Linked DNA regions of Homo sapiens: region 2 is linked to region 1. Evidence: read pairs that join two places in POLR2A ChIA-PET (ENCODE). Cell type or tissue: Caco-2. All regions are shown on one strand. Each heading gives the region's core, and the rest is flanking DNA. Links, peaks and the distances in the headings are about the cores only. Region 1 overlaps FARP1 (FERM, ARH/RhoGEF and pleckstrin domain protein 1). Region 2 overlaps FARP1 (FERM, ARH/RhoGEF and pleckstrin domain protein 1).

The links. Peaks named below come from ENCODE experiments on the same cell type or tissue, not always from the same donor. Only the 100,000 strongest peaks of a DNase experiment are listed, where the experiment ranks them.
Region 2: POLR2A ChIA-PET joins it to region 1 with 15 read pairs; 2 of 35 experiments call an interaction of 5 or more read pairs at or near these places.

What each region holds. Positions count from the first base shown.
Region 1 is chr13:98,335,570-98,351,351 of GRCh38, reverse strand. It overlaps FARP1 (FERM, ARH/RhoGEF and pleckstrin domain protein 1), which reads right to left. Exons shown (of 27, transcript NM_005766.4): 3 at 7,486-7,590. Among named protein-coding and RNA genes, the nearest start is that of FARP1-AS1, 92 kb to the left of the region's middle. In Caco-2, for the core only: no CTCF peak of the experiment used is centred there; no DNase peak of the experiment used is centred there.
Region 2 is chr13:98,267,676-98,283,457 of GRCh38, reverse strand. The region is part of intron 2 of FARP1 (FERM, ARH/RhoGEF and pleckstrin domain protein 1); the gene reads right to left. Among named protein-coding and RNA genes, the nearest start is that of MIR3170, 67 kb to the right of the region's middle. RefSeq lists an enhancer at 3,340-3,389. In Caco-2, for the core only: no CTCF peak of the experiment used is centred there; DNase peaks (open chromatin) are centred at 10,107 and 10,717.

The DNA.
Region 1 (15,782 bases), core at 4,779-12,778:
CGTGAGCCACCGCGCCCGGCCAAACCTCTTTTCTTTATAAATTACCCAGCCTCAGGTATTTACTTATAGCAACACAAATGGCCTAACACAAGCACATTTCTTATTCAGGTATGATACGGCCAACAGCTCAGCAGGCCACTGCCATTCAGAAGAGGGTTTATTACTCACAGTTCCCAAGAGGAGGGGGCCCACCACTCCACAAGGAAGTACCAGGGCTGGGCTGGAGGCAGAGGGAGAGGGGGAGGGGGAACAAGGGCAGGATCGCTTCTGTGGGGAGGCGAGGCTGGGCAGGGGAGGCGAGGCTGGGCAGGGGAGGCGAGGCTGGGCAGGGGAGGCGAGGCTGGGCAGGGGAGGCGAGGCTGGGCAGGGTAAGCAGGTTTAGCACTGGCTCATCTGCATCATTTCCGTGGGCTCTGGGGTGTGGTTGGCTCTGGTTGTGGGTACCTGGCCCTGAAGGTGACTGTTGCCTCCTGGAGTGTCAGAACCAGCAGGAAGGAGGTGGCTGGATAGGCCTCTGGATTGGTTAATTGGCAAATAAAGGGTACACTCACAGGGAGCCATTTGCCATCTCTAAGAATTGGCTAGCCCGGGGAGGGGAAGTAGCTCCCCAGTCAACAAGGCCTCAGGTGTCAGAGAGTACAGAAAATTAAAAAGTACAGAGGGAAAAGATCAGGGGTTGCCAGGTGCTCACGAGGAGAGAGGGAGGAACTGGAGGAGCACAGGGAAGGATCAGGGCGGTAACACAACTCTGTGTAATACTGTTGTGGTAGATGCAAGTCCAGAAACATGTGTCAAAACCCACAGAATGTTCAACAGCAAGAGTGAAGCCTAATGTCAAGTTTGGACCGCAGTGAATGAATGATAATGGATTGACACTGGCCCATCAGCGAGGACACACATGCCACACGAAGGCACAGTGTCAGTAACGGGGGACACTGTAAGTACGGACAGAGCGGGAACAGTATATAGGAACCTCTGTACTTCTGGCTCAATTTTGTTGTCAACTTAAAACTGCAATACAAATATTAAATCTATTAATTAAACAAACAAAACACTAAAAGCCCCAAAATCAGTTATTCTCCTTCCCACTTGAGAGCTGGAGCATCTCCCACAGCTGTATTTTCCAAAGGGCCTGTCCTCCCAGACTCTCTGCTTGAGGGGAGCTTTGCCTCCTCTGGGGACCTGCCTGTCAACACAGTCACCATTAGATGGTGCTGCCCCGCGAGGTGACCGAGCCGCTGTACAACCTCACCTCTGCTGGCTTCCCACAGCTGCAGGCTGTCCTCGATCCTGTGACATTCTCCATCCTTTACACCTCCCATGTTCCTCAAAAAGCTCCTCCTCACCTCAGAGGTCCTCAGACCCCTAGGAAGAAGCGAGGGCAGACGCTGCGGCTAAGCACAGATGAAGGAGGTGTGTCTGACTCCAGCAGGGTCTAGAAACCTCCAGCAAGGGATGCCCGTCATCCCCGGGAACTGCAGTTTCCATGACCTCCTGCCCCTCAAAAGCAGTCCCACTATTGACAAAGCTTTTCTCCTAGCATGGAGGACAGAAAATGAATGACAAGGTGCCAATCTTCTTCCTGGAGCTTCGACAGTATTTATTTATAAGAAACCAGAATTGATTTTATCAGGCCAGTAAGCATTGTCTTTTTTTTTTTTTTTTTTTTTTTTTTTTTTCCCTGAGATGGGTCTTGCTCTGTCGCCAAGCTTGAGTGCAGTGGTGCGATCTCGGCTCACTGCATCCTCCGCCTCCTGGGTTCAAGTGATTCTCCTGCCACAGCCTCTCAAGTAACTGCGAATATAGACGCGTGCCACCAAACGGGCTAATTTTTGTATTTTTAGTAGAGATGGGGTTTCACCATGTTGGCCAGGCTGGTGTCAATCACCTGACCTCAAGTGATCTGCCTGCCTCGGCCTCCCAAAGTGCTGGGATTACAGGCATGAGCCACCCACCCAGCCACAATGTCATTTTAATAAAACAGTGGTGGGCTGGCTTCACTGGTTTCTGAGTTAGATTGCAAAAATGAAATACAACAGATATCTGAGTGCCTACTATGTGCCATGAGACCTGCTGGGCTCATCATTGTAAAGTATCTGATTAGCCCTCATAATAACCTTGTAAAATGGTCATTTATTCCTCTCATTTCTCAGATGAAGTGCAAAATCAAGGAAGTTAAGAATCAACCTAGCAGCTAAATGACAAAGCGAATGTTTAAACAGATATGCAAGCCACAATGCAGAGCTTTTCCAGCTAGCCTCAATAGGCCAATGAGATAAATTTTCCGTATACAACTATCTCTGCTGTTACGGTTTGTGCAGCTCTTTCCGACGGGAGATCCAAGGACAGGCAGCCACATGCGACATACAGAACATGAGCTTTAGCTAAGAGAGGCTCTGTGTGGATCCTGGTTACACATTTCATTGTTAAGGACTGGGCACGTTACTTCTCTGGATTTGCTCACTGTAAAATTTGGGTTATAGAATACCTACCACAGAGATTGGCAAACTACGGCACATGGGCCAAATACGGCCAGGCTACTCCCTGTTCTGGCACAGGTCCGAAGCAGAGATTGGCTTTTACATTTTTCAGTGGTTAAAAAAAAAATCAAAAGAATCACATTTCGTGATATGTGAAAACTATATAAAAGCCAAATCTCTGTGCCCATAAATAAAGCTGTATTGGAACACAGCCACATCCATTCATTTCACATCGTCTACGGATGCTTCTGCTCTGTGAAGACAGAGTTGAGTGTAACAAAGCCTCTCACCAGGCCTGAACTTCAGCCAGGCTCCTCTTCTCCATGAGGCCTCAGCCTCAGGCTTCCGTGTCCAGTTTTAGCAAGAATCCTGCAAAGTCCGTTTCGAGGGAGTCCCCTGGCCAGCTCCCGGAACTCGCCCCCATGGCCATCTAATGGCTTTCTGGCCCTTTCCCAGCCTTCAGACTCTATGTACCAATTAGCAGCCGTAATAAGCACGGGGTCTTGATTCCCATGATCAGTAGTGTTTCTGCCATGGAAAGCTCAATCTATACTTTTAAACAGCTGATTAAAACACTTCTGTTGTGGAGTGATCCTTTAGGGACAGTGCTGGACAAGAGCAAGAGCAGGACAAGAGCCAAGGGCAAGAGCAGGCCAAGCTTGCGTGTCAACACTGCAATCAACTCTTTTAATTGACAAGCCTTGGGACAAGTCTAATTAAGGGTAGAACATAATTATTTCATAATGATCAGTAGTTTATTTACAATCTTGAGAAACACGTCTTAGACTATGAAAAACCCTTATTTTCCCCTTAAACTCCTTCACATCCTTACTATGAATAAGGCTCTGACTTGGGTATTTATAAGACAGAAATGATGAGAAGAAAGACAGAAGGCTGGGCAGAAATTCAAGCTGCCTAAATTCAACAACTTATTGCCTAGAGACAAGGATTCACAACCTGACATGCCAGGTGCTTGGGGGAAACTAGTTTCCCACACATCACACACAGAGAAATGGGGTGAACCCAGTTGTTACAGCCCTATGATTGGGCATTTTGAAACCAACCATGCTTTTTCTCAGGTTGGAAGACAGGTGCACAGTCTCCCAAATGAAGACTGGCAGAGGTGACAGTCACGATGGTGATATTAAAAAATAATAGTGATGGCACACCCACGTTCATTGCAGCATGGCTCACAATGGCCAAGAGGTGACGGCAATGTAAGTGTCCATCCATGGAGGAATGGATACTGGAGACGTGGTGAATATACACAATGGAAATGGTATTTGGCCTTAAAATGGAGGGAAAGCTTGTTGTATGCCACTGCACAGATGAACATTATGCTGAGTGAGATAAGCCAGTCACGAAAAGACAAAGACCACACGATTCCACTTACTTGATGACGTGTCTAAAGTAGATAGACTCAGTAACAGAAAGTAGAACAGGGGCTGGGGAAGGGGAACTGGGGAGTTCTTCAGTGGGTGTAGAGTTTCCACTTCACAAGATAAAAAAATTCTAGAGATCTGCTCTACGACAAAGTACATGTAGTTAACACTTCTGAACTACACACTTACAAATGGTTACAAATGTGTTACTTGTTTTTGACCACAATTAAAAAAATAATAACTACGAAGATGACGATGGTAACAAGTTTCCATAAATAATGCTTTTGGAACACTTCAATGGATCCCAGACACTGGGTTGCACGCTAAGAGACATTGTCAAGCAACTGTGTCTGGGGCAGAGGGGAAAATCCAGCTGGTGCTTACGATTCTCACAAGGTGAGATGCTCTTCCTCAGTTCATACAAGCAAGACTGGCCTGTGGCACTTCCAAAATAGACTCTGTCTGATGACCTTTTGGTCATCATTTCTGCTACTGTGTGCTTTCATTGCATTTTGGAACTTTCATTGCATTTGCATCTGTAACTATTATTGAAGTTATCGATGTCACATGTTGTAAGGCAGAACTCACTGGATTTTTACAAACTGATTGTATCCACGGAACCAGCATCCAGATCAAGAGAGAGAACACACCCAAGACCCTGGCAGCAATCCCTATAACTCCTCCAGTCATTTACGGCATCCCCTCAATTACCACAGATCCATTCTATCAAAAGAACTTTTTTTTTGAGATGGAATCTCACTCTGTCACCCAAACTGGAGTGCAGTGGAACGATCTCAGCTCACTGCAACCTCTGCCTCCTGGGTCCAGACAATTCTCCTGCCTCAGCTTCCTGAGTCACTGGGACTACAGGCGTGCGCCACCACACCCAGCTAGTTTTTGTATTTTTAGTAGAGATGGGGTTTCACTATGTTGGCCAGGCTGGTATCAAACTCCTGACCTTAAGTGATCCTCCTGCCTGAGCCTCCCAAAGTGCTGGGATTACAGGCATGAGCCACCACACCCGGCCTCAAAAGAACTTTTAAAAATTGAGGCGGGCGGATCACCTGAGGTCAGGAGTTCGAGACCAGTCTGGCCAACATGGTGAAACCCCATCTCTACTAAAAATACAAAAATTAGCCGGGCGTGATGGTGGGCACCTGTAATCCCAGCTACTCAGGAGGCTGAGGCAGGAGAATTGCTTGAACCCAGAAGGCAGAGGTTGCAGTCAGCCAAGCTCGCACCACTGCACTCCTGCCTGGGCGACAGAGAAAGACACCTTCTCAAAAAAAAAAAAAAAAAAAAATTATATGCAATTAGCTCAGGCTGGAATTCAGTAATTAACAGAGAGTCAAGTCAGTTTAGTGATATGGTCAGAACAAGATGATGACTGAGGGAAGGCACTTCTACAGATCCGAGCTTCAATCCCATTTCTTTGCTGTGTGCCTTTGGGTGAACAACTTAACCTCTTTAAGGCTTAACTTCCTCATCAGAAAAAGGGGCTATAATGCACCGTTGCAGGAATAAATGAAACACTATATGTGAACCTAGCACGGTGCCTGGCAGTTATCACTCTCTAGAGCATGCGTTGGCCGACTATGGCTTCCTGTTATATGAAGTTCTGCTGGAACAAACACATGTATTCATTCACATATTATCTGTGGCTGCTTTTGCATGATAAGGGGAGATTCAAATAGTTGCAGCAGAGACTGCATGGCCTATAAGGCCTACAGTACTCTCTGGCCCTTTACAAAGAAGGTGTGACCCCTGCTGTAGAACGTGGGTCATGCGTGCTGCTGTACCCATAGGGACTAGAACACTCCAGCACATAGGAAGCACTCATGGGGCGGCTTTTGTGTGACATGTGACAAACACTTACTTATTTAAGTCATCAACGGTGGGTTTTATTTTGCAGTTGAATACATTCCTAAACAATAGTGTAAGAATGGAGTGAAATCATAAAAGTCAAGCCTGGTAACAACTTGAAAGAAGTCAGCCCTGCCCGGTACCTAGAAAGAACAATAGGCTTACAAATTCTAGCAAAAGAGAAGCACCTATGGTTAACAGAAGAGACGCTGAACTTGGAGTCAGAAGAACACAGAATCTTAGCTGTGCCATTAGCTAACTGGTAGATTCAGACATGGGGAAATTCTTAGAATCTTAGCGCCCTCAGCTGTGAAGCCCAAACACTGCTGCCGATTTCTGGTTTAGACAAACAGCTCCTGCAGGACTGGAATTGGGCAAGACTGGAGTCAGGAAAGCCATCAGGAGCTTAAAGGAATTCAGGCAGGCACAGAACGGGGTTGTTAGAAATAATGAGATAACGGTATCTTCAGGTGTTTTGAGAATCATTATTTTACCATGAAATAAGAGCATGAAACAATATTCCGCATAACTTGCTACACTCTAATTGTTTCCTGGACTCTCTTCAGAAGCTGTGTGTGCCTAGTGAATGGAAACCGTAACTACTTCTTGCTAGCTGTCACTTTATCTCACCTTTCATGTGAAGTCTGATGCCAGACACAGTGTAGGCACAAAATAATTGTTAGCTGAATAGGAGAAGGCAGAATGAGATTTGGCAGGTCTGTGGTCATATGCCACACTGTAAAAAGGGCTGGGAGTCAGGGAATCTTGGATTTGAAGTACAAACTAGAAAACGACAGAGTGTTTGGAGGTGGGAATAAATTGAGAAAACACAACTTGTTCTCATTTTTAGGCCCATGACAGATCCGTTCATTCACCACCTGCTCTGCTCAGAGCCAGGCTCGATCTGCACTGCCTCTGACGGCTCTTCCCGTAGATGCTGCCGTCCCACCTGTGGCCACCTTCTCTTCACAATGAATGTTCTCATCCCGTTTCAGAGCTTCGACAGACATTCATAATAATCACAAGATTCTTGAATCCAAATTTCCACCCAGATCTCTTTCCCGTGCTCCAGGAAATACACCTTCTGGCACTGCCTGCTGGATGTCTCCACTGAATGCCACGGATGCCCCTGCCTCCTCAAGCTGGAATGGGACTCATCTTCACCCCCGGGCATGGTCTTCCCCAGGGATGGGCACTACTGTCCACCCAGATGGCAAAGCTGGAAAACTGAGCCACTCCAAGCCCTCTCCTCCACAGGGGTATTCATTCAATCACATCCTCTCCTACTGCCCCCAACCCCACCTCTGGAATCCATCCAGCTCCTGCCAGCCCCTCTACTCTCCCTTAGTTCTAGCCAGCACCATCTCCAACCAGACTCATCGCTAGATCCTGATGGCTTTCTTGACTCCAGTCTGGTCCTATTCCAATCTGCCTACAGTTCTCTTTCTAAACCAGAAATCAGATCATATCACACTCTCTTTTAAATGCATTAACAGCTTCTCAAACATATTAGTTTGGGTATAGAACTGTGAGGGCCGATACATAGCCCTTGGCCACATGTGATGACTGAGCACTTGAAACATGGCTAGTCTAAACCAAGAGGTACTGAGGTGTCAAATACACACCAGATTTGAAGACTTCACAGACAAAACAGACAGCATGAAAATATCTCACTCACAATCATTTAGACTGGCCCCTGCCCAGCCCCCCACCAAGATGAACAGACAGTAAAATAGTAACATTAAGTTGACATCACCTACCGTGATCTTTTTGTGATCAGGAAACTCGAGGCCAAAATAGTCACCTTCCACGAGGTTGAGGTGGTTGCAAACTGCATCCAGCAGCACCTTCCCAGGAGCTCTTTGCTGTGAGCAGAAACAACAGGGGTTATCCCTGAGGCAGGCACGGATGAAAACAAACCACAGCTCCTCGCTGCAGGAAACCTCTGGATTCCTAAGTCTGCAGGTCCTTCAGAGCTTGCCACCGCCCACCTCCGTGACACCCTGAACGCCAGCCCCATCTACACCTCCGTATCCCAGCACCTGCTGTTCCCAAAATTGGATGCAAATCTCTTAGCATTTTCTTCCCACTCCAACGCCAGGCATCACTCCTCCCACCTTATTCAATTAATCGACTATTTTTTTAGAGTAGTTTTAGGTTTACAAAAAGTTGAGCAAAAACTTCTTCGCGCTACACAGTGTCCCGTTATTAACCTTGGTGGTAGAGATTTGCTACAGTTGTGGAGCCAATATTGACACAGCATCATCACTCACACTCCATAGCTCACACAAGGCTCACTCCGTGTGCTGTAAAGTTCTATGACAAATGTGTTGTGACCCGTCTGCATTACAGCATCATACAGAATAGTTTCACTGCTTCATATGAATTTCACCCTAAAACTCCTCTGTGTTCCAGCTATTCCTCCCTCCCTCCCTCCTAATCCCTGGCGAACACTGATCTTACTGTCTCTATAGTTTGCCTTTCCCAGAATGTCATCTAGCTGGACTCATACAGGACTCATACAGTACGTAGCCTTTGCAGACTGCCTTCTTTCATTCAGTAATATGCATATAAGATCCTTCTGTGTCTTTTTTTTTTTCTTGAGACAGAGTTTTGCTCTTATTGCCCAGGCTGGAGTGCAATGGTGTGATCTCAGCTCACTGCAACCTCCACCTCCCGGGTTCAACTGATTCTCCTGCCTCAGCCACTGGAGTAGCTGGGATTACAGGCATGTACCACCATGCCAAGCTAATTTTATATTTTTAGTAGAGATGGGGTTTCTCCATGTTGGTCAAGCTGGTCTCAAACTCCCCACCTCAGGTGATCCACCTCCCTCAGCCTCCCAAAGTGCTGGGATTACAGGCATGAGCCACTGTGCCCTGCCCCTTCCATGTCTTTTTATGACTTGGTAGCTTATTTATTTATTGAAACAGAGTCTTGCTTTTGTCACTCAGGCTGGAGTGCAATGGCGCGATCTCAGCTCACTGCAATCTCCGCCTCCCAGGTTCAAGTGATTCTCCTACCTCGGCCTCCCGAGTAGCTGGGATTACAGGCACCTGCCACCATGCCCCGCTAATTTTTGTATTTTTTAGTAGAGATGGGGTTTCACCATGTTGGTCAGGCTGGTCTCGAACTCCTGACTTCAGGTGATCCACCTGCCTCAGCCTCCCAAAGTGCTGGGACTACAGGTACGAGCCACCGTACCCAGCCAGTTTGTTTATTTTTACTGTGGAATAATATTCCACTGTCTGGATGTAATACAGTTTATTCACCTACTGAAGGACATTTTGGTTGCTTCTAGTTTTGACAATTATGAATACAGGTGTTATAAATATTTCTGGACAGGTTTTATGTGGACATTAAGTTTTCAACTCATGACCCCAGGCCTTTTTTGTAACAGTCAAAGCCCTGTCCCTGTGCCTCTCTCCTTGTCCACAAATATGACATGGATGGTTTCCTCCTCTACATTCCTGTAGCACTCTGTGCAGTATCTCATCGAGACTATACCCACATTGAAGGGAAAGGCCATATTTTGTTCATCCCTGTATCCACAATGCCTAAAGACCAACCAATTTTGTGGAAACGAATGAACAAATCAATAAAAGTTATCCATTCCACTGTATTATAGATGGTTTAGTACCTATGTGTCTATGTCCCCAGTTAGTATCAGGCCACTTGGTCATCTTTGTATTCTTATTGCCTAGCACAGCACCTGGCAATCAATCAATGTCTGCTGAAATCAATACTATTCATGCATTTTCTACATACTGGATCTATAGGGAAAGGGAATATTATATATAAGAACCCACGTTCTACCCTAAAGAGCTTAGAATCATATGCCTCAATTTCTTTTCACTATGTACATTCCCAGTGACTGATAGTAAAATGGATCAATTCCACCATATAGATCAAATCTTGGGAGACAAATGCTTTCACGACATTGCCATTCACAGTTACTTATTTTTGTTGTTGTTGTTGTTTGTTTTTGTTTTTTTGAAACGGAGTTTCCCTCTTTCACCCAGGCTGGAGTACAGTGGCACGATCTTGGCTCACTGCAACCTCCGCCTTCTGGGTTTAAGTGATTCTCCTGCCTCAGCTTCCCAGGTAGCTGGGATTACAGGCGCCCGCCACCACGCCCAGCTAATTTTTGTATTTTTAGTAGAGACGGGGTTTCACCATGTTGACCACGCTGGTCTCGAACTCCTGACCTCGTAATCGGCCTGCCTCAGCCTCCCAAAGTGCTGGGATTACAGGTGTGAGCTACTGCACCCAGCCCACAGTTACTTGTTTTATACTTCTCACCTCTTCCCTGAGAACAGAGCATTTTAGGAACCAATTAGTAACCCTGGAGACTGAGTGACAGCAGGAGTCAAAGCCCGCCAAGTACACGGATGGACATGTCCATGAGCCTGTACCAGCATGAAACAGAGGAGCCAAGAAAGATGCTGCTTGATGCTCAACATTAAGTACTTTTTTTTTTTTAACAGATGCCGCTTTACACCCCCACATTCGCCCTCACTGCAATCCAGAAGATACACATTCTGCACAGATGATCCCCAAACTCTCCAGGCTCTAGATCTTAAATGCCTGACAGTGGCAGAGTCACATCACCTGCAGGAATGTCAGGAGTCACATGTGACTGCGTGGAACCCCCATTCTTCCCTGCCAAGCTCTCCTCTTCTCCAGGCATGCTTATCCAGAGGAAATGGGTCAGGAGAGCAGAGTGGAACACTGATCACCAATCTTATCTTCACCACTTTGCTACAGCAATGTGCCCTGTTTCCGACACACAGGGTCAGACAAGCATTTCCCAGGTCGGTTAATGTAGGGAGCAATGAGCTGCTCCATTCCAGTCCCTAATCCTGGGTTTGAGTCCCCACACCAGCTGCCAAGAGCTGCATGGTTAACTTATGCACAGCAACTTATTCGGGGTCCACCTCTCACTCCAATAAAATCTGCAGACATTAATAAGAACATTATAGGCCGGGCATGGTGGCTCACGCTTGTAATCCCAGCACTTTGGGAGGCCGAGGCGGGTGGATGATTTGAGGTCAGGAGTTCCGAGACCAGCCTGGCCAACATGGTGAAACCCCATCTCTACTACAAATACAAAAATTACCCGGGTGTGGTGGCCCGCTCCTGTAATCCCAGCTACTCAGGAGGCTGAGGCAGGAAAATTGCTTGAACCTGGGAGGCGGAGGTTGCAGTGAGCCGAGATCACACCACTGCACTCCAGCCTGGAAAAATAGAACATTATAAAAATGGACCAAAGGATAAGAACTTGTGGAAGAATTCCCATACTGTAAGATTTTCTTTTAAAGGAAGAACACATTCCAGTTTCAGAACCTTCTTTCTCATAACTCTTAACATTTCCTATCTGTGATGAAAATAAACCACCAATTATCTGACCAGCTGGCAAGCACTCACATTTCCCAAAGAGTTCTGGGAACTAAGGGAATTTGATAACTTCATCTAGATTTACAGAGTCTGGGAAATGAGACTTAAAAATTCAATACTAGAAATCTCAAAAAGTTAAAAAAAAAAAACTAATATACAGTGGATGTCTTTATGGACATGGTGTTAAACTGAGCGCTTTAGAAGAGGGGAGGGGGAGAGTTAACATCTACACTGGGTACTCCAACGAGTCAGCAGCGGTTTCTGTGAATGTATGGAGTGCATACAATATGAGGGCGTGTTGAGTCCTAGAACCTGCAGCCTTGCCGCCCCAGCACTGCACACTCCTTAGGGCCTGTCAGAGACAAGTGAAACGATGATGATTAACTAGCTGCATTGTCATGGGTTTGCAGTAGAGACTTAGGATCTAGCTAATAAATCACAAGTCGATCCTTAAAACTGTTAAAATTATTTTATACAAAATGTTTATAGAAAATGACTTTTCTTTGGCACCAAATTTTTATAGGGTGATGTCAACTTATAGTTTCAATAGTATATTTATAGCTTCTAAAATTCATCTGTAAAATAGATGTCCATAAAGCATTACACAAATTCCCCTGTGAATACTGGCTCTATCTATGGTTGTAAGGAAACTCCGTATGTAACATCACTAAGGGCTGAAATGCACCCACTACATGACAATGGCATGGGTAAATGGCACTACAATGGTGATATGTTTGGCTCTGTGTCCCCACCCAAATCTCATGTTGAATTGTAACTCCCAATGTTGGGGGAAGGACCTGGTGGGAGGTAGCTGGATCATGGGGGCAGATTTCCCCCTTGCTGTTCTCCTGATAATGAGGAGTTCTCATGAGATCTGATGGTTTAAAAGTATGTGGCACCTCCCCCTTTGGGCTCTCTCTCTCTTCTGCTCCACCATGGTAAAACGTGCTTATTCTCCTTCACCTTCTACCGTGACTGTAAGTTTCCTGAGGCCTCCCAGCCATGCTTCCTGAAGAGGCTGTGGAACTATGAGTCAAGTAAACCTCCTTTCTACATAAATTACCCAATCTCAGGTGGTTCTTTATAGCACTGTGAGAATGGACGAATACAAATGTGCTACGTGGACTGTGCATTAACACCCCAATGTGTACCGGGCAGCTAAGCCTAAAGCGCTTCAAGACATAAAGATACCCTCATGGTCAAGGACTTCCTCTCCCTTTCTTTTAGAAAGGGGTCCTGAACTATCTAAGTGTGTCAACGCACACCAGGTTAAAGCCTGCTTCTGAGGAAGCTTCTCGGAGAAGAGAGGCAAAGAAAGAGCTTGTATTTCATTAAGAAAATGATTCTTCCTTTTGTTCCTATAGTAAATTTATTTCATCAGCTTGCAGCATCATTTCTCTGTACTTATTCCCAGTGAGTTTTTGAACTTCACTCTGAAGGTAATTCTGCTCCACGTCACATCCCAGAATGCAAAATGGTGCAGCCACTATGGAAAAACAGTACAGCAGTTTCTCAAAATTACAAAAATAGTCTTATCCTAGGATACAGCGATCTCACTTCTGAGTATACAACGAAAATAACTGAAAGCAGAGTTTTGTAAATCCACGTTCACAGAAGAATTATTCACAATAGCCAAAAGCTAGAAGCAACCCAGGTGTCCACTGCTGAATGAATGGATAAACAGTATGAGGAGGACGATTCCACACACTGGAGGATGATGCAACCTTCAAAAGAAAGGAGATTCAGGAACATGCTACATCATGAATGAAACTTACAGACACTGTTCTAAGTGAAATAAGCCAGTCATCAAAGGACAAATATTGGACGATTCCACTTCAATGAGGTGCCTAGAGCAGGCAAATTCATAAAGACAGAAAGTAGAATGGGGGTTGCCAGGGGCTTTGGGGAGGGGAAATGGGGAGTTAGTGATTAACAGGATCAGAGCTTCAGTTTTGCAAGGTAAGAAGAGTTCTAGAGATGGATGGTGGTGATAATCACACAACGATGTGGATGTACTTAATGTACTTAGTGCCTCTGAGTGAATGTACTTAATGCCCCTGAACTACACATGTAAAAACGGTAAGTTTTGTTACAGGTGTTTTACCACAATTTAAAAAATGCAGACGGGAGAAAAAGTAGTTGAGGAACAGGGCTCACATCTATAAACAACTGAAAACGGTAATTCACAATGCAATCTGTTAACACTACTTTTAAAAATAAGAAAACAAAGAATCTATTTTCTTTACATGAGATCTTCGAAAAATATTATGAGGTAGGACCTTATCACATGAGGAAAATGGGTGACTATCCATGTGTATGCACTAAATAATTGCTAATATTTCTTTACCCAAAGAGCTCTTTTATATGTCTGGCAAAAAAAGGAATAAACTGAACATCTTTGGAAATAATGGCAAATTATGCATTTGGGGCAGGCTTTGCACTGAAAGCCAACGATGAGATAGATTCAAGAGCCACAAATCCACTAGCCTTTTATTGCTAAAAAACCAAACCTGTAAACAAGTCAAGTTTGAATGGGGAAAAGGTGGAAACAGCACAGATTAAGCTGACAGAACTCAAGAAAAAAGGCCCTGTGGAAAATTCATCAGTGAAAGTATTTTCTTAAAGGTTAACTTATTTCAAAACACACACACACACACACACACACACACACACACACACACACACACACACGGCTACACAGACTACTATACACAAGAAAGCAAAACCCACTTATCTAGGCATCATTTGAAAACCCATATATGTGAGTAATGGTTTAATATGAGAAGGATCTGATGACAAATGAGTGTTTTGTTGTTTTTCCAAGAAAAGTAATTATTTCTGTTATTTAAACATTTTTTTGGAGACAGTGTATTGCTGTCGCCTTGGCTGGAGTGCAGTGGCACCACTGTAGCTCACTGCAACCTCAATCTCTGGGCTCAAGCGATCCTCCCACCTCAGCCTCCCAAGAACCTGGGACTACAGGAGCGCAAAACCGCATCTGGCTGATGTTTTTATTTTTATTTTTAGTAGAGACGAGGTCTTGCTATGTTGCCCAGGCTGGTCTCAAACTCCTGAGCTCAGGTGATCATCCTGCCTCGGCCTCCCAAAGTGCTAGGATTATAGGTGTCAGCCAGTGCACCTGGCCCAAATGAATGTTTATGATGTCCTCAAGGGTTTGTGCTGGGGCTGGGGGTAGATCTCTCTAAGGCTCCCATCAGCTCTAAGAAACCACCCCGTTCACTATCAGTCTCAATCGTAATATTCCTGAAGGGTTCTCCTTATAAGAGGCCAAACAGTCACTATAATGTTCTATTTTGGAATAACAAACCAGCAATTCGTGAAACTATGTAATGAAATTTTTGTCCTTTTCTTTTAATGGCTACTTTTAATGATGCTCTAAAAGGCAGTTGAATTTTAATCTAGCGCACCAACCAGTTGGCTGGCTCCATGCTCTGTGTCCCTGTTGCCTTCTCCATCCTCAATTGGCTTTTCATTGGAGCCTATAAAATTAAACTTAGGAGGAGGTTTACATTCATGGGGAAAGCCTGGCAAGTACGCACTGAATACTAAATAGCATGCATGTTCACACAGCGCTTCAAGCTATTACAAATTATGACTCAAAGTTGCTCCAGTTTATTGTGACTTTAAAACATTTCTAGGCCGGGCACAGTGGCTCACACCTGTAATCCCAGCACTTTGGGAGGCCAAGGCGGGTGAATCACCTGAGGTCAGGAGTTCGAGACCAGTCTGGCCAACACGGCAAAACCCCATCTCTACTAAAAATACAAAAAAATTATCTGGGCGTGGTGGCGCGTGCCTGTAGTCCCAGCTACTTGGGAGGATGAAGCAGGAGAATTGCTTGAACCCTCCCGGGTTCAATCAACCTCTCCGCAGAGGTTGCAGAGAGCCAAGATCACGCAACTGCACTCCAGCCCGGGCGACAGAGTAAGACTCCCTGTCTCAAAACAAACAAACAAACGAACAAAAACAACAACAGAAACAACATTTCTATGTCTTCAGGTTATTTCTATAACAAAGTTTTAAGCAGGAGTATGTTTTGTTTTCTTTTCTAAAAGAATAAAGACACCATTCCTTCTATAGGTTGGGAGTATATTCTCCCTCTCCCTACCACATTAAATCATCTAAATCAATTAATTCCCTACCTGAGAGAGCTAAAGTACTGCCTTGTGGAAATCATCTCATAGACAGAACTTGATAATGTTTGACCAGGTTTACAAGGTTTGCACCTCCTGGGGTTACAGAGAGCCGTTTTGGGAAGTGTTTCATTTTTGCTGTTTTGGGATTAGCGTAACCATGACAACCAAGGCATGCTCTCACTCAGTAGAAGGGAATGGCTGGTCTCGAAGGCCTTGTGCCCTTCTCCCTACCACTGATACCTATCAGAATATTGTTCAAAATCCTATAACCCACCAACTCTCGACCCATCTCATCTTAGGGCATCACAATGTCACAGATTTTCCTACAGCCCTTTGGCAGATTTTGACCAGGTGGGCAGAGGTATTAATAACTATGATGGCTTGAGGAGGCTGCGGTGTATTTATCGAGCAAGTTGCAGTGTGCAGTCACTATGCTAAGCAGACAGAAAGGAAAGCAAGAAGATGAGCATCTCTCTTTGGGTCAGTGATACGGTTTGGCTGTG
Region 2 (15,782 bases), core at 6,713-14,712, 70 kb after region 1:
CTTCGGTAAACTCTGCTGCATCCTTAGGCTTCTGGGGAGAAGACTAAGCTTTTAATTGCTGTACATGGCATTTTCCAGGATAGCCTCTTGCATTCTACTGTTCTAAAAAATTTGAAGACAAAACCCAAGTAATTTTAGTCTTTCTTGACCTTAAATTTGCATGAACGGCTTCCTCTAAAACTTCCCTTTGGTTTTCTCCTTAGAATGAAGATGTCCTGATTTTCCTTATGAAAATTCCTAACTAAGTCAAATGACAGGAAAGCCACTTTCAAAGCATATAGATTATAGCATTTATGCAGAGTTATCCTGTTCAATCAAGTCAAAATGATCCTCTTTAAGGTGTAGACAAATTCGCTCAAGTGCACATAAAGTCCTTCATTATACAGAGAAATGCATAATAACATGTGCATACTGATAAGCATGATTATTTCAGTAAAATGCATCTTCTAAGATAGTAGGTATAATGACATATTGTTTTTATGGCAATGTCAAAAAAAATAAAGCATTTGACAGGAGAGAATTTTCCAGAAAATTTTTTATTTTTTTTTATTTTTTTTTGAGACGGAGTCTCGCCCTGTTGCCAGGCCGGAGTGCAGTGGCGTGATCTCTGCTCACTGCAACCTTCACCTCCTGGGTTCAAGCGATTCTCCTGCCTCAGCCTCCTGAGTAGCTGGGACTACAGGCACGTGCCGCACACCAGCTAATTTTTGTATTTTTAGTAGAGACAGGGTTTCACCATGTTAGCCAGGATGGTCTCGATCTTTTGACTTTGTGATCCGCCTGCCTCGGCCTCTCAAAGTGCTGGGATTACAGGTGTGAGCCACGGCGCCTGGCCCAGAAATTCTCTTTTAAGGTCAAATCTTTTAATCCTCTGATAGAAATAATTTCTGAGTAGGTTTATAATTCCTTGAGTTCTTAGAGAGAGAACTGATCTTAGACCATTTATCAAACATCCATTATTATTACTATTTTTACTATAGTATTCTAAGCCTGTCAACTTTTGAGTTACTATTTACTTTTGTAGAGTCAGAGCCTCTGCTATCAATTCTCACAGCTCACTTTGCTCTATCTCTTTCCAACCTTCTATGTCCTAGGAACAATAACTAAGCCTGTGTAGGTTAATTGAGTTTGTTAATCATGGGGTTTTTGTTTTTTGTTTTTTCCTTTTTTGAGACAGGGTCCCACTCTGTCCCCCAGGCTGAAGTACAGTGCTGTGATCACAGGTCCCTATGCTCAGGTGACCCTTCCACCTCAGCCTCCCAAGTAACTGGAACCACAGGCACACACCACCATGCCTGGCTAATTTTTCCATTTTTTTAGAGACAGGGTTTCACCATTTTGCCCAGGGTGGTCTGGAACTGCTGAGCTCAAGTGATCCGCCCACCTAGGCCTCCCAAAGCATTGAGATTATAGGCGTGAGCCACTGCGCCCGGCCTCATCATGTTTTGAATGAGGAACTAAGGAGTAAAGTACTCGGCTGATGGGCAGAGGATTTCTGCCAAGTGATGCATTCAGAGGTTCATGCCCCACGGACCCCACATTAGAATTTCACATCTGCCTTAAAAGAAGTTGAGGCAGTAAGATGCGTGCCCTCCAAATAACAGCTGAAGTCCAAATTTCAGTTAACAGAAAATTAGCTGGGTAACTTACTATTAACCAGAATCAAGGGTACCAGATAATTCTTGGAATAATCAGAGGGCCTCGCAGTTCATAACAGCTGAGGAATATCACTCCCCTGTATTGTCAAATGCCAAAGACTCATCATTAATGTTGACCATGGAGCAGATTTCTTGTTTGCAGTTAGTACATTTTCATTTTACCTTTAAAATTAGCTAGAGGTAAAAGCATTTTGATGCTCCACTTTTAGTGACTTTCTTGTGCTTGTTGTATGGGAAGGTAGAGACATGGAGTGAATGTGGACTGTAGTGAATACAGATTCCCTGACAGGAGGGCAATAAGGAGATCCAGGCCAGGTGCAAATAACTGCACTGTGATTAAAGAGGATGGAAATGAATAGACATACAAGAGCCACTAAAAAGCTATGCCTTCTTAAACAAGCTTGCTGAAAGGAACTTTTTTTTTTTTCCCTCCAAGACAGAGTCTTGCTCTGTTGCCCAGGCTGGAGAACAGTGGCACGATCTCAGCTCACTGCAACCGGCTCACTGCAACCTCCGCCTCCTGGGATCAAGCAATTCCCCTGCCTCAGCCTCCTACTCAGCTGAGATTACAGGTGCGTGCCACCACACCCAGCTAATTTTTGCATTTTTAGTAGAGACAGGCTTTACCATGTTGGCCAGGCTAGTCTCCAACTCCTGACCTCATGATCTGCCCACCTCGGCCTTTCAAAGTGCTGGGATTACAGGCATGAGCCACTGAGCCCAACCTGAAATAAACTTTATAACTAGCCATTATTAATAAATATATTTTTGCTTTTACTATTTATAATACATAATTGTCCAAAAAAGTTTTAATTGCATTAAGTAGTAACAGATTAGGATTACATTAATCATGTTAGGTGTAAATTTAAAAATTCACTCCTAACAAAAACATCCCTCTCTGTATTTTTGCTTTTCTCAGAACGAACCCAGCCATCTATTTTCTCTGATTAAACTACCATGGGCCCTAAATAAGTGGGCTAATAACATCCAGAGAAAGAATACGATCGTGCTTTTGTAAAATGAAGAATAAAAATGGAGTCAATGGAATTGAGTAAACGATCAGTAAAGAAGTTGAGGGATGAAGTCCAGGCAGTTGAGTTTTCTGGAAAAATTCATTAATTTGTCAAACTTAGGATTTGAAGAAGTGTCTGTGAACAGAAACCCCCCAGGGTTTGGGTTACATGATGAACTTGTTCAAGTTGCTCGTTTACCACAGTCGTGGGTGCTGACAGTACACCGGGTGTCCGGCCAGGCTCTGTGCAGCTATACGGATTCAACAGGGACACAGACAGGAGCAGACAGAGAGCTGGGGTGAGCGGGGAGCACATGGGAAGGACACCTAAAGAAGGGTCTTCTCGGCCAAGACATGAGGAAAGAGTGAGCCTGGGATGAAGCCTGGCAGAACTGCTCAGGAAGGCATGAGAGCAGCCGCCGAGGCCTGAAAGCTGAGGCTGCACCAGCTCGGGCCATTTCCCGTGGGGGCTCGGGGCTGGGCTGGAAAACCAGCTGATGCTGGGTGTGGAGGGGGAGGGCATGGGGGAATTGATCCCGGAGACCCCGGAAGCACACCCAGGAGGCTGTTTTCTAGGGGAAGCCACTGCTGGTTTTTAAGCAGAAGTGACGCCAGCTGATTTGTGTGTTAAAGAAGGATTTCCTCAAAAGAATAGTCAGCATTGAGGTCATGGAGGGGAGCCACGGGCACTGCAGGCAGAGAGGAAATGGAGGCGACATGCATGGCTGGGAGCAGGGCATGCAGGGGAGGGCACAGGGGCACTGATGTGGCAATGGTTACCTCCCCCTGGGAGGAGCCAGGAGCAAGGGAGAGGCTGAAAACACCTGAGAAAGGTGCTGGGCACATCAGGGTCAGACAGCGGAGAACGTGGGGGAGACCCGGAAGACAGAGGGGGGGCGTCGCCTGGTACCGGGGCCACAAGTCTTCAATCTGAGCTACGTCATACCCCACAAAGCCACATCCTACATCCTTTCTTGGGATCACTGATTCTTGTCCAAGCCTCTACGAGTAACAGTAGCAAGGCACAGGATTTCAGAAGACAACCCACCTACCAGGGTATATGCAATGGTGATGTCCCTGACATCCCCTGGGGCAGCTGTCACTCTGCTGCAGGGGCCCCACCCAAGCTCCTCTCAAGCCGAACAGAACCAGCCTCTGCACGTGCTCTGCCCACTGGGGCGGGCACTAGCCACATGTGGCTAGTAAGTTAATTAAAATTAAATACAATTAAGAATTCAGTTGCTCAGTCAATCCAGAACCACATTTCCAGTGGCTACTGAAACAGCAGAAGCCCAGAACATTTCCATCATCACAGCAGTTCCACCATTCAGCACTGCTGTAAAACTGTAATATGTGTGGAATTTGTTTCAAATGGCATATGCAAGGGGGAGCAAATTTTTAATTGCATTAATAAAAAGAAATTTCACTTCACAATCATTATTATTTCAACATTCTCAGTGAAGAGAATCAATGTGGAAAACAAAAGTAACCACCACTTCAACATTCTCTTGAATCTACAAAATTTTCAAAGTAATGTAATGGAAGAAATAAATGTTAATACTGGCACATTTCATGAGCAATTTTTTCTATTGTACTTAGAAATTTACTATTTATTTAGCATGCTGCCTATCTGGATTAAAAAACATTAAAATGGGCCGGGCACGTTGGCTCACGCCTGTAATCCCAGCACTTTGGGAGGCCGAGGCGGGCAGATAACGAGGTCAGGAGATCAAGACCATCCTGGCCAACACAGTGAAACCCCATTTCTACTAAAAATACAAAAAAAAAAAAAAAATTAGCAGGGCGTGGTGGCAGGTGCCTGTAGTCCCAGCTACTCAGGAGGCTGAGGCAGGAGAATGGCATGAACCCGGGAGGCGGAGGTTGCAGTGAGCCGAGATCGCACCACTGCACTCCAGCCTGGGCAACAGAGGGAGACTCTGTCTCAAAATAAATAAATAAATAAATAACATTAAAATGATAAGAAAAACAATGCAGCCTCGTCACAGCAGGTATCAAAACACCTTCATAAGTGTTCATAATTAATATTAATAAATTTATGACATAGTCCATGAAACCACAAGGTAGAAATGTAGAAGTGAAGAAGTGAAAAATCTACCATTTTCCCAGCTAGCAGGTCTTATGGGTCTTTACACAGGTTTACTGATGAGTAGTGGTTATTATGCCAATCAATATACACTCCGAACCAGAAAACGAAGGATGTTCTCCAGGGAGGACACAGACAACACTCAGACACAGCTCTGGATCTCAACCCTGTTTGCACATTAGGGTCATCTGGTGAGTTACACAACACACTCACTCACACACTTGCAACACTGTCTCACACACATTCTCACACATATACACAATGCTCACACAAGCACACTCACACACATATGCAACGTGCACACAAACACGCACTTAAACACAATATACTCTCGCATTCACACTCACACACATATACACACACTTGCAGTATACTCTCACACACACACACATACATACACACATTCACAAAATATACACATACACACACAACACACACATACAACATGTTCTCACACATACACTCACACACAACACAAAGACACACAGAACATACACACACACACACACACTCACTCACTCATACACACACCCTGGATATTAAAGTCTCACTGTGGACCGGTAGAAGAAAACACAGCTCTTTTGAATAGTCACAGTAATACTTCCCCTTAAGCTCCATTTAAAACAATAGCTTGTTAAATAACAGATCACCAGATTTTGACCATTTAAAACAATAGCTTGTTAAATAACAGATCACCAGATTTTGACCATTTAAAACAATAGCTTGTTAAATAACAGATCACCAGATTTTGACCCTCGCTGCACAATAGAATCACCTGGAAAGCTTTTCAGAAATAACAATGCCTAGGCCCCCGCCCAACCAATTGAATCAGAATTTCTGGGGGGTGGAAGTTGAGCATCCATGTTTTCCAAGAGATTTCTAGATGATTCTAATAGGCAGCTGGCATGAAGAACCAGTGCTCTCAATGAACTGAATACCATGTTTCTTGAGAACCTGAAACAGGCGCCGCATGCATAAAACAAGCCCAGGGAACTGAGACTCACTCGGCTGACTCTAAACAGTGCTCTGCCACTAGCACAGGACTCCACCCTCAAGGTGGCGTCCCCGAAGGTCTCCCAGAAGGCCTCACCCCTTTCCCAGCGCCACCACCCATACCTCCTCAGAGGAAGTCTCAGCACTGAAAAACGGCTTGTTGAATAAGCAGAACCAATTATGTGGACATGGATCATCTCTTTGTAGATGTTAATTAATATATTTCTTTCTAAAGCCAGGCATGGTATAAAACCAGCACTTTGGGAGGCTGAGGCAGGAGGATCACCTAAGGCCAGGAGTTCAAGACCAACCTGGGCAACAAAGCAAGATCCTGTTTCTACAGAAAATATATAAATAAATAAAAATAAAAATTAGCCAGGCAAGGTGGTGTGTGTCTGCAGTCCCAGCTACACGCGAGGCCATGGCCAGAGGACCACTTGAGCCCAGGAGTTCAAAGTTACAGTGAGCTATGACCACACATGCCACTGCACTCCAGCCTGGGTGACAGAGCCACTCCCTGCTTCTAATATATACATATGGGGTGTGTGTGTGTGTGTGTGTGTGTGTGTGTGTGTGTGTGTATTTTTCTAGAGCAGATCCAAGAGCTCAGACATGTTCTGGGATCATATTCTGATTTGATCTAACAAACATTTTGAACAAAACGAATACTTGTGTTTGAAATGTTGACATTTTCATATCAATCACCTTTTGCAATCAAAACAAAATATCAAGCAATCTTTAAGAACAGAATAGCAAATAATCCTGTATATGAACAGCTATTGTGGTCTTCCCCTTTTTACCTTCCTCCCACCCCACCCATGCCCCCTTGCTGGGTCACACACCCAGTGTGGGTGGCAGGGGTGGAGGACTCCTCGCATTGCCTGTGAGAGGTATCATTCTGGTCTTGGGGAAAGCAATGGATATTCTACATCCTATGCAATTATATTATGGTTCATTTATTCTTCCTAGGAACCTAACTTCTATTTAAACCATCGCACTCTGATGGGAAAATTCCATCTTTGGAACTTTTGAATACCAAGAAGATGACTTACTTTGGTTCTTTTGTAAACAAAATCCAAACGTAAAAACAATATAATAATAAAGATGCTTTTAAGCAAGAAAAAAAGTTATCCACATCCCCTCTACCCTAACCCAATTATTTTTACATTTGTTTAGCTCCTCTCTTTTGTCTGTACCAGTACAAAATCATCACATAGCTTTTGTAATCAAGTCTTACCTATAATCTTGTGTTTTGCTTTTTTTCAACTGTTATGCCATAATATTATGAATCAACAACTCCATAAACAGGGCAGAGTAGACCATATTGCCCAAAAGGGAATTCTTGCTCTGTCTCATTGGTTATATATAAATCCTAAACCCCAGGCAAAATTAGCAGGCTCTGGTGCTTCTAAATATCTTTTTCAGAGACTCTACAACACTCAATAATTGAGAAATGGGTCTTGTTCTTAGCATCTTGCTTCCTCATTTCATCAATTACATCAATAGAGGGAAGGCTAGCCTTCAGCTATGCTTAATTCCTCTGGGGACAGGCCATGAGCCCTCAGGGATAGCCAGGCCAGCCATCCTGTGAGCCTCTCAGAATGAACATGCAGAGATGTCAACATGAAACAAGGCAGAATTCCATCTGCCTGTATGCCTCAGAAAAAGGAAGAAGGGATTTCCATGATCACTTAGGACTTTCCATAATGACATCCATCATACCCCCGCCGACCTTTGTCAGTTTCACACACAGATCATAATTTTTCCAGTCTTAATGAAAACACTTCAAAAATGCATTAAGAAATCAATGCATGAAAAGAATATTTTATGATTCTCAACTATGTTTAAATGTTACACAAATCATGCTGCTGCCAGCCCAGAAAGTGACCAGGAGGTCACAAGTCAACCATTAATCAGTAAAGGTTTATTCTCTTCTCATGCCTGAAATTGCTTAGCCACCAATGTCAACCACTCACCAGGAAAGTGGGACATTTTATATACTAACTAATTGTCACAATCGTTCAGCTCAGTCTTTCAGAGATGCAAAAAAAAAAAAAAAAAAGAGAGAAAGAGAAAAGAAGTGGGGGGACCATTTCCTTTCAAACTCTAACAATGTTAGGAATTACTCTATTCTGCCAATCTCCTCCCTAGAAGCTTGTCAGATTTTGCCTTTAGGAAAACACAATTAAACCTATTAAAAATTCATAAAATATTTTAAAATATTTACCAAATCATTACCTAACTTCAACAATCATCAACTCATGGCCAATCCTGTTTCACCTACATATATATATATGAATATATATAAAAATATATAAATATTATCTCTCTCTCTCTCTCTCTCTCTCTCTCTCCTTACCCACATTCACTGCCACCTATTCTATGTGGAAGCAAATCTCTGACATCATGTATTCCATGCATAAATAGCTCAGTGTGTCAAATCTACTTTTGAAAAGGAATCTGAATTCATCTGTTCGTGTTTACGATATTCTGTAACATTAGAGTTTAAGTTAAGGCATTAACTTATTACAGAATCACATACAGAAAACCAAAGTGAAATCACAGCCTCAGACCTCTCACAGATATCATGTTACTTTCAAAAGATATCTGTCAGATAAATGCAGTCCTGTATCACAAGATAATTCACTGACTCACTCAAGGATGGCAAGATGAATACAGTATTGCATGGCTGAAGAACACTTTTTAATACAATCATATTACTTTAGGAACAAACAGATAGTGTTATAGCCAAGCATCTATTATCTGACCTAAATTAAAACCTTGAGAATAAAGTGATCTGATCTGAATACAAAATTTACCTGATGTCCAGATAAAACCCTAACATATTAAAGGAGGTTTTCACTTACTTGAAGGATACTGGTACCAGCTTTTAATATGTGAGATTTTTGATGGTCACCAACTTGGGAGCTGGTTAGTAATCGTTTACTAGTGTTTTATGTTTAGACTGAAATCCTCTCAATGGGACCATCCGGTCACTTTGATTTTAGGAAGTCTGCTGGGGAGGATTTCAGAAAGTAAATTATTAGGTTGGAGCAAAAGTAATTGCAGTTTTTTCCATTAAAAGGCTGCTGTTTATCTCATTGTTTACTTTTAGGGGAGGAGTTTGCCTAAAAGCTCAGGTTTCAAACTTTCAATCCCTGATTTTTGCTGTGTTAAAAAAAAAACTATTATCGTAGAAATATTAGGTTGGTGCAAAAGTAATTGCAGTTGTTGCCATTAATCAATGAAATAAACGGCAACCTTCCTTCCTCCCTCAGTCTCTTCTGCCCCAGGGAAATCTGAACTCAGTAAGGAGCCTGTGAAACTCAGCATTTCAGACAAAGAGAAACCGGAGGAGCCCCACGCTGCCCCGCGCTGCCTTTTCTAAACCAAGCATGGCCCTGTGCGCCAACAAAGCCTCCAGGGAATCTCTCTGTATAACCTGGGGATATCTCGTGCTCTTCTTGATCATTTTTCAAATCTTTTCACTTTTTTCCTCTAACAATCACACAGACAAAATAACCAGGCCTACAGGTACATCTGAATAGGGACAAAGTATGACGAGAAAAGCAATCCTAGATTAAAAAAGCAATCTCTGTATGCTGGTGGAGAGGGTGGTTGCCCTGAAAAGTCTGTCCCCTCAGAAGCAACCACAGTCAACAGCCAGACCTAGCAAACTCCATTTCTTCCTCCCTACCCAGGTCAAACCATGGTGTTGTCATTTTTAAACAAAAACTGATTATAAGTGGCTAAGTCTGTCATTGACCGCCATCATTCTCACACTTCCTTTTGTGGGGGAAAGAAGATGAGCTTTGTTATGAGGCAAACCTAGGTTCAAATCCCTGCTCTGCTGGGCCCGCTACTGTGTGACCTTGAACTTCTTGGAGGTCTCCCTGGAGGCCCTCACAGAGCTTAGTTCATTGTGGGCTCTGACCTTCTATTTCTCTACACACAAAATAGCATTTGCTGCTTCACACGAGCTATGTTATCAACAGAATATGATTTTCATCACTGTTACTTCAACAAACGCTTACTGAATGCCCACTGTGCCAGATGCTTCCGTGGACAAGAAGTTAGAGAGATGAGGCCCCAGGCCTTGCACAGCTCATTTCAGTGTAAACTAAAAAGAAATTCCTAAGCCCTCCACCAACTGAACAAACGCCTCTTGGCTAACGGGACCTCAGAAGAACCTTAAGAACTGAATTCCTGGCCAGGATGGGAAGGGAGGTTAGACATACCTCGTTACATCCCCTCCCTTTTGGAGTTTAGGCACAACTGACCAGCATTAATGTTAAACTAGAGATCATAAGATTCGCAAAACAGACTCTTTGTGACAGCAAGACATCAAAGGACCTAAGGCCAAACAGACAAGGATTAAGTCCCACATCCCTACAGGTGACTCTGACCCAGTATCTTGGTTAACAGACGTCCTTATCTTAAACATTCCTTTCTGCTGACTCCACATTTTTAGACAAAGCTTTACTCTTTTAACCAATGACACATTGAAGAATCTCTGAATCCACCTATAAGCCCCTGCCTCAAGATATCCCACCTTTTCAGGGCAAACCAACGCATACTAACCTTGTATTGATTCATGTCTTCACCTGCACTCCTGTCTCCCTGAAATATACAAAACCAAACTGTAACCCAACCACCTTGGGCGCACTTTCTCAGGACCTCTTCAGACTACGTTTCCCAGTCTCTCATACTCGCTCAGAATATACCTCTTTAGAATATTTTATGGAGTCTGGTTTTTCCATTAACACAAGTGTGGCCAGGGCCCTTCTAGCTTTTGACAAAATTGAACATACTTGTTTTGGGTGCCCATTAAGAGTTCAGAATAGTTCAGCCAGTGTCTTCTTTCTGCCCCATGGCCCCACTCTGAGCCCAATCCTTATAATCCTCACTAATCATCTCTGAAATGTGAGCTGATAGGAGCTCAAGCCAGGGTAGCAACCATGGCAACCAGCCCTCCTGACAGAAGACATCACTAATCTCTGACACCCCCTTTGATCCTCAATTCAAACTCCCAATCTTTCAGGACAAGATACTCCAGGCAGCCACTACCAACTGATTTTAGAGCTGGCAAAACTGCAACCAAACAAGTGACATTTTCCCCACATATCTGCACGTTAATATTGAGCCCCTAGTGACTTAAACAGAAGGATCCCTTAAGCTCCTAAACACAAAGGACAAGGAAGTCAGAGGGAAAACAGAAGGGTATGCATTTCACGAACGGGTTCCCAAATTAAAATTTCCTCCTTATCTTTTACTGAAGATTATTCTCTATCATAATGACTGTTGGGCTTTCCATTAGCGTGCAAAAGGGCTATTTTGAGGTACTTAAAAAATATGTATTTTGGCCAGGAGAGGTGGCTCACACCTGTAATCCCAGCACTTTGGGAGGGTGAGGTGGGCGGATCACCTGAGCTCAGGAGTTCAAGGCAAGCCTGGCCAACATGGTGAAACTCCATCTCTACTAAAAATACAAAAACTAGACTGGCGTGGTGGGAGGCGCCTATAATCCCAGGTACTTGGGAGGCTGAGGCAGGAGAATCACTTGAACCCAGGAGGTACAGGTTGCAGTGAGCCAAGATCGCACCACTGCACTCTAGCCTGGGAGACAGAGCGAGACTACACCTCAAAAAGAAAAAGAAAAAAAAATGTATTTTGAGACAGTATGGCGATTCCTCAAGGATCTAGAACTAGAAATACCATTTGACCCAGCAATTCCATTACTGGGTATAAACCCAAAGGATTATAAATCATTCTATGATAAGGAAGCATGCACACGTACATTTATTGCAGCACTATTTACAATAGCAAAGATTTGGAAGCAACCCAAATCAGTGATATACTGATATACAGTCTATCAAATCAGTGATAGATTAGATAAAGAAAATGTGGCACATATACACCATAAATACTATGCAGCCTTAAAAGAGAATGAGTTCATGCCCTTTGCAGGGACATGGATGAAGCTGGAAACCATCATTCTCAGCAAACTAACACAGGAACAGAAAACCAAACACCACACGTTCTCACTCATAAGTGGGAGCTGAACAATGAGAACACATGGACCCAGGGAGGGGAATATCACATACTGGGGCCTGTCGAGGGGTGGGGAGAAAGGGCAGGGACAGCATTAGGACAAATACCTAATGCATGTGGGGCTTAAAACCTAGATGACGGGTTGATGGGTGCAGCAAACCACCATGGCACATGTATACCTATGTAACAAACCTGCACGTTCTACACATGTATCCCAGAACTTAAAGTAAAATTTAAAAATATATATATGTATACTTGTCAGTACTGTCAATGTAAGAGGAGATAAGACTCACCACCGTTAAGAGGAGCATTTAGCAAATGACGCCAAGTGGGTCCTTGGAAAAAAGTCGTCACCGTGTGCTGGTTTGTAGATGTGTTCTCTCTTCCAAACTCTAGATTTCATTAGGGCAGATTCTCGGCCTAATTTGTTGAGTTGTTTCTCAACAACTAGCGTAGTGTCTAAGCCAGAGCAGACTCTCAGGTGTTTATGAATGAAGGAAACAGTTCTTTCATTTCCTTGAATAATCCTAAGTAGGCTGCTTTCAGCTCTTCTGTCATCCTGACTTGGGAAATTATTGAGACATCAGCAAAATGTATAATCGTCTTCATGAAAAGAGAGCTCACACAACTGCAATTCGCCTCGTCTTACATCATGATTTCTGATTCAGAGGACAGCAATGTAAAACCGTGAAGAAACGATGGCTCAGAGGGTGGCATCTAGACTCGTACCCTGGCCTGCCCTCGGGGCCCCTGCTCTCTGCAGTATACCACACCATCTCTGTACACTGCCTTGCGTGAATGTTCCATTTAGAAGAGAAGAGAGAAAAGAAAAAAATTAAAAGATATACATGCTTAGTTTCCCAATTTCTAAGTTGTCCCAATTCTCAGGCTAAGAAATCTGTTCTCATGACATAAAGTTAGCCATGTGCAGGATGAGTTAACTGATCTAGATCATGAAAATATTCACCATCCTGCATTGCTCCTCAACAAGTTTCAGTCAGGCTATCATGAAGCTGGTATCTGCAAACTCATCGGTTTCCTGCACACAGAGGAACTCTCAAGGTGCCAGGAGCTACCTCATTTCTAGGAAGGGAGCTGCGTCCTCAGGATGAGCATTCAACAAAATGAATTCTCCCAAGGAAGATACGCTGAGGCATTGTAAGTCATGAATAGTTTAAAAACCAGGACCCTACAATGCCCATGTCCACATTTAAAACCAGATGTGCAATCTTACATGTTCATATAAAGAATTTAGAGCACCGAGAGCTCTTGGAAAATAAGCACAAAACCCTTTTGACGGATATACTACTTGTATATTACTGAGGATGTGTGAACAGCTCAATCTTCATTCAACTGTCATAGAGACCAAGGATGGACCTTGACCAAATGAGAAGGGATGGGCTTAACACATGTTCTTCTATGGTCAAATGTGCAAGAAAGCACCACTGGAAAATCACCTAAATTTACCCAAGAAAAACAATTTTCTTGGTATTCAAGATAAACATAAAGCCAATTTTATGTACTGCATTTCTCCTTCTATAAAATTACCTATTCTCAAAAGCCTTTCAGTTAGATTCAGTGATCTCAGCTCACTGCAACCTCCGCCTCTCAGGTTCAAGTGATTCTCTGGCCTCAGCCTCCCAAGTAGTTGGGACTACAGGCGTGCACTACCAAGCCCGGCTAATTTTGTATTTTTAGTAGAGACATGTTGCTCAGGCCCGTCTCAAACTCCTGAACTCAAAGTGATCCACCCACCTCGGCCTTCCAAAGTGCTGGAATTACAGGCGTGAGCCACTGGGCCCAGCCCATGGTAAGTCTTAAATAAATAACAACTGAATTTTATTCTTACCTGAACCAACATCTTCGCTGACACCCCCCGACCACTCACTCAGGCAATATAGTCCCAGTAGTTAAGAAAAATAGTAACAAATTAAATTTTCTCTTCCCCAACCCCTTCCTTGACAAACAACAAGGTCAAGAATGAGCAGTCACTGAAAGCTAAATATTATGTTGACCCAAGAGTGGGACAAGGTTCAGTGTTTCTGGGCCTGACAGGCCCCTCATGAGCCTCATGTCCTCATTTGCCAAAAGCAAATAGAAATATCTGCCCCATCAATTTCATAGGGCTGCTGTGGATGAGTCTGTTGAGATGCCAAATGGCTTAGAACACAGTACACGAATGTAAGCACTAGTAACTAGAATCATCTTGGCGGGGAGGGCCTCAAAATCTGAACTTAATGAACAGAAATGACCACTCAATTCAAGCTCATTTTCCTGCTAAAAGAATCCATGAAGATTTTGTTTATACTTAAGTTATCCACTTAACTACTTTTATCCTTTTTCACAGATAATGAAAGAGCATCAAAAAGCAGCTCATGACATTCACCTAGAAAGATCACCATTAGAACTGCAGGGAGATATATTTAGATGAGGTTGACTGACTGAGGGAAGGTAGGGTAGAAACAAGCATATCAAGGGTCAGGGCAGTTCATTTTACCATAATTTTAATATTAAAACAAAGCCAGTAAATTACCAATATTTATTAAATACTATAGCTGCACAATAAAGCCATCCACAGAGTCCCTTAACTCAGCTACCAGAAGGGAGAGGCTGGGCATGATGGCTCATGCCTGTAATCCCAGAACTTTGGGAGGCCAAGGCAGGAGTATCCCTTGAGCCCAGGAGTTCAAGACCAGCCTGGGGAATATGGCGAAACCTCGTTTCTACAAATAAAAATAAAAATAAAAAAATAAAAATAAATAAAAATTAGCCGAGCGTGGTGGCACATACCTGTAGTCTCAGCTACTTGGGAAGCTGTATACACACACACACACACACACACACACACACACACACACACAAAGAAGGGAAAGGCCAGATGCAGTAGCTCACACCTGTAATCCCAGCACTTTGGCAAGCCAAGGCAAGAGGATCACTTGAGGTCAGAAGTTCGAGACCATCCTGGCCAACATGATGAAACCCTGTCTCTACTAAAAATACAAAAATTAGCCGGGCGTGTTGGTGGGCGCCTGTAATCCCAGGTACTCAGGAGGCTGACGCAGGAGAATCATTTGAACCCAGGAGGTGGAGGTTGCAGTGAGCTGAGATCGCGCCACTGCACTCCAGCCTGGGTGACAGAGCGAGACTCCATCTCAAAAAATAAAAGAGAAGGGAGAAACAGAATCTTTAGTCAGCGTAGATGTGCTTTGGGGAGTGGGAAGAGGTTTCTGCTGGCCAGTATCTCTTCCTGCTGACCCAACCCCATGGCCTTATCTTCAGCTGAATCCTCCATACATGCAAACCTATTTATTCCAGGCAACGGCAACCTTTTTCTGCAAAGGGCCAGACAGCACAAATTTCAGCTTTGTGGTCCACTTGGTCTTGACTCTGCTGCTGTGGCACAAGAGCCCCCACAGGCAACCCCAAAACAAATGGGCAGGACTTTAGTCAATAAAATTTCATCTCTGGACACTGAAATGTGAATTTCATGTCATTTTCACATGTCCCCAAAATAGCCTTCTTTTTCCATCTTCAACCAGTTAAAAATGTAAATGGATACAGAGTTTCCGTTCTGCAGCGTGAAAAAGTTCTGGAGGTCGAACAATGTGCCTGTATGTAATGCTGCCCAACTGAGCCCTTGCAAATGGTGAAGATGATAAATTGTATGTTATGTGTACTCTACCACAATTTTAGAAGATTTTTTTAAGTATCCGTGTCTGGCCTTGAAGCTGTAGCTTTGCTGCCCCTGAGGGAGCCCCACCTTCCAATTTCATTTTGAAACAGGATATGAGGTGTACTGCAGGTTAACCAAAAGTGAGTAGACAGCAGTCAGACATCACTGGACAAGGCCCAGGATCAGAGGCCCCAGGAACCCAGCACGTCCTGCAGTCCTCGGTGGGAAGGCAAAGGCCTGAGGTCCGCGGCTGCGCCTGCAGGGTGAGGGGACATACACTGTCTGGATTCC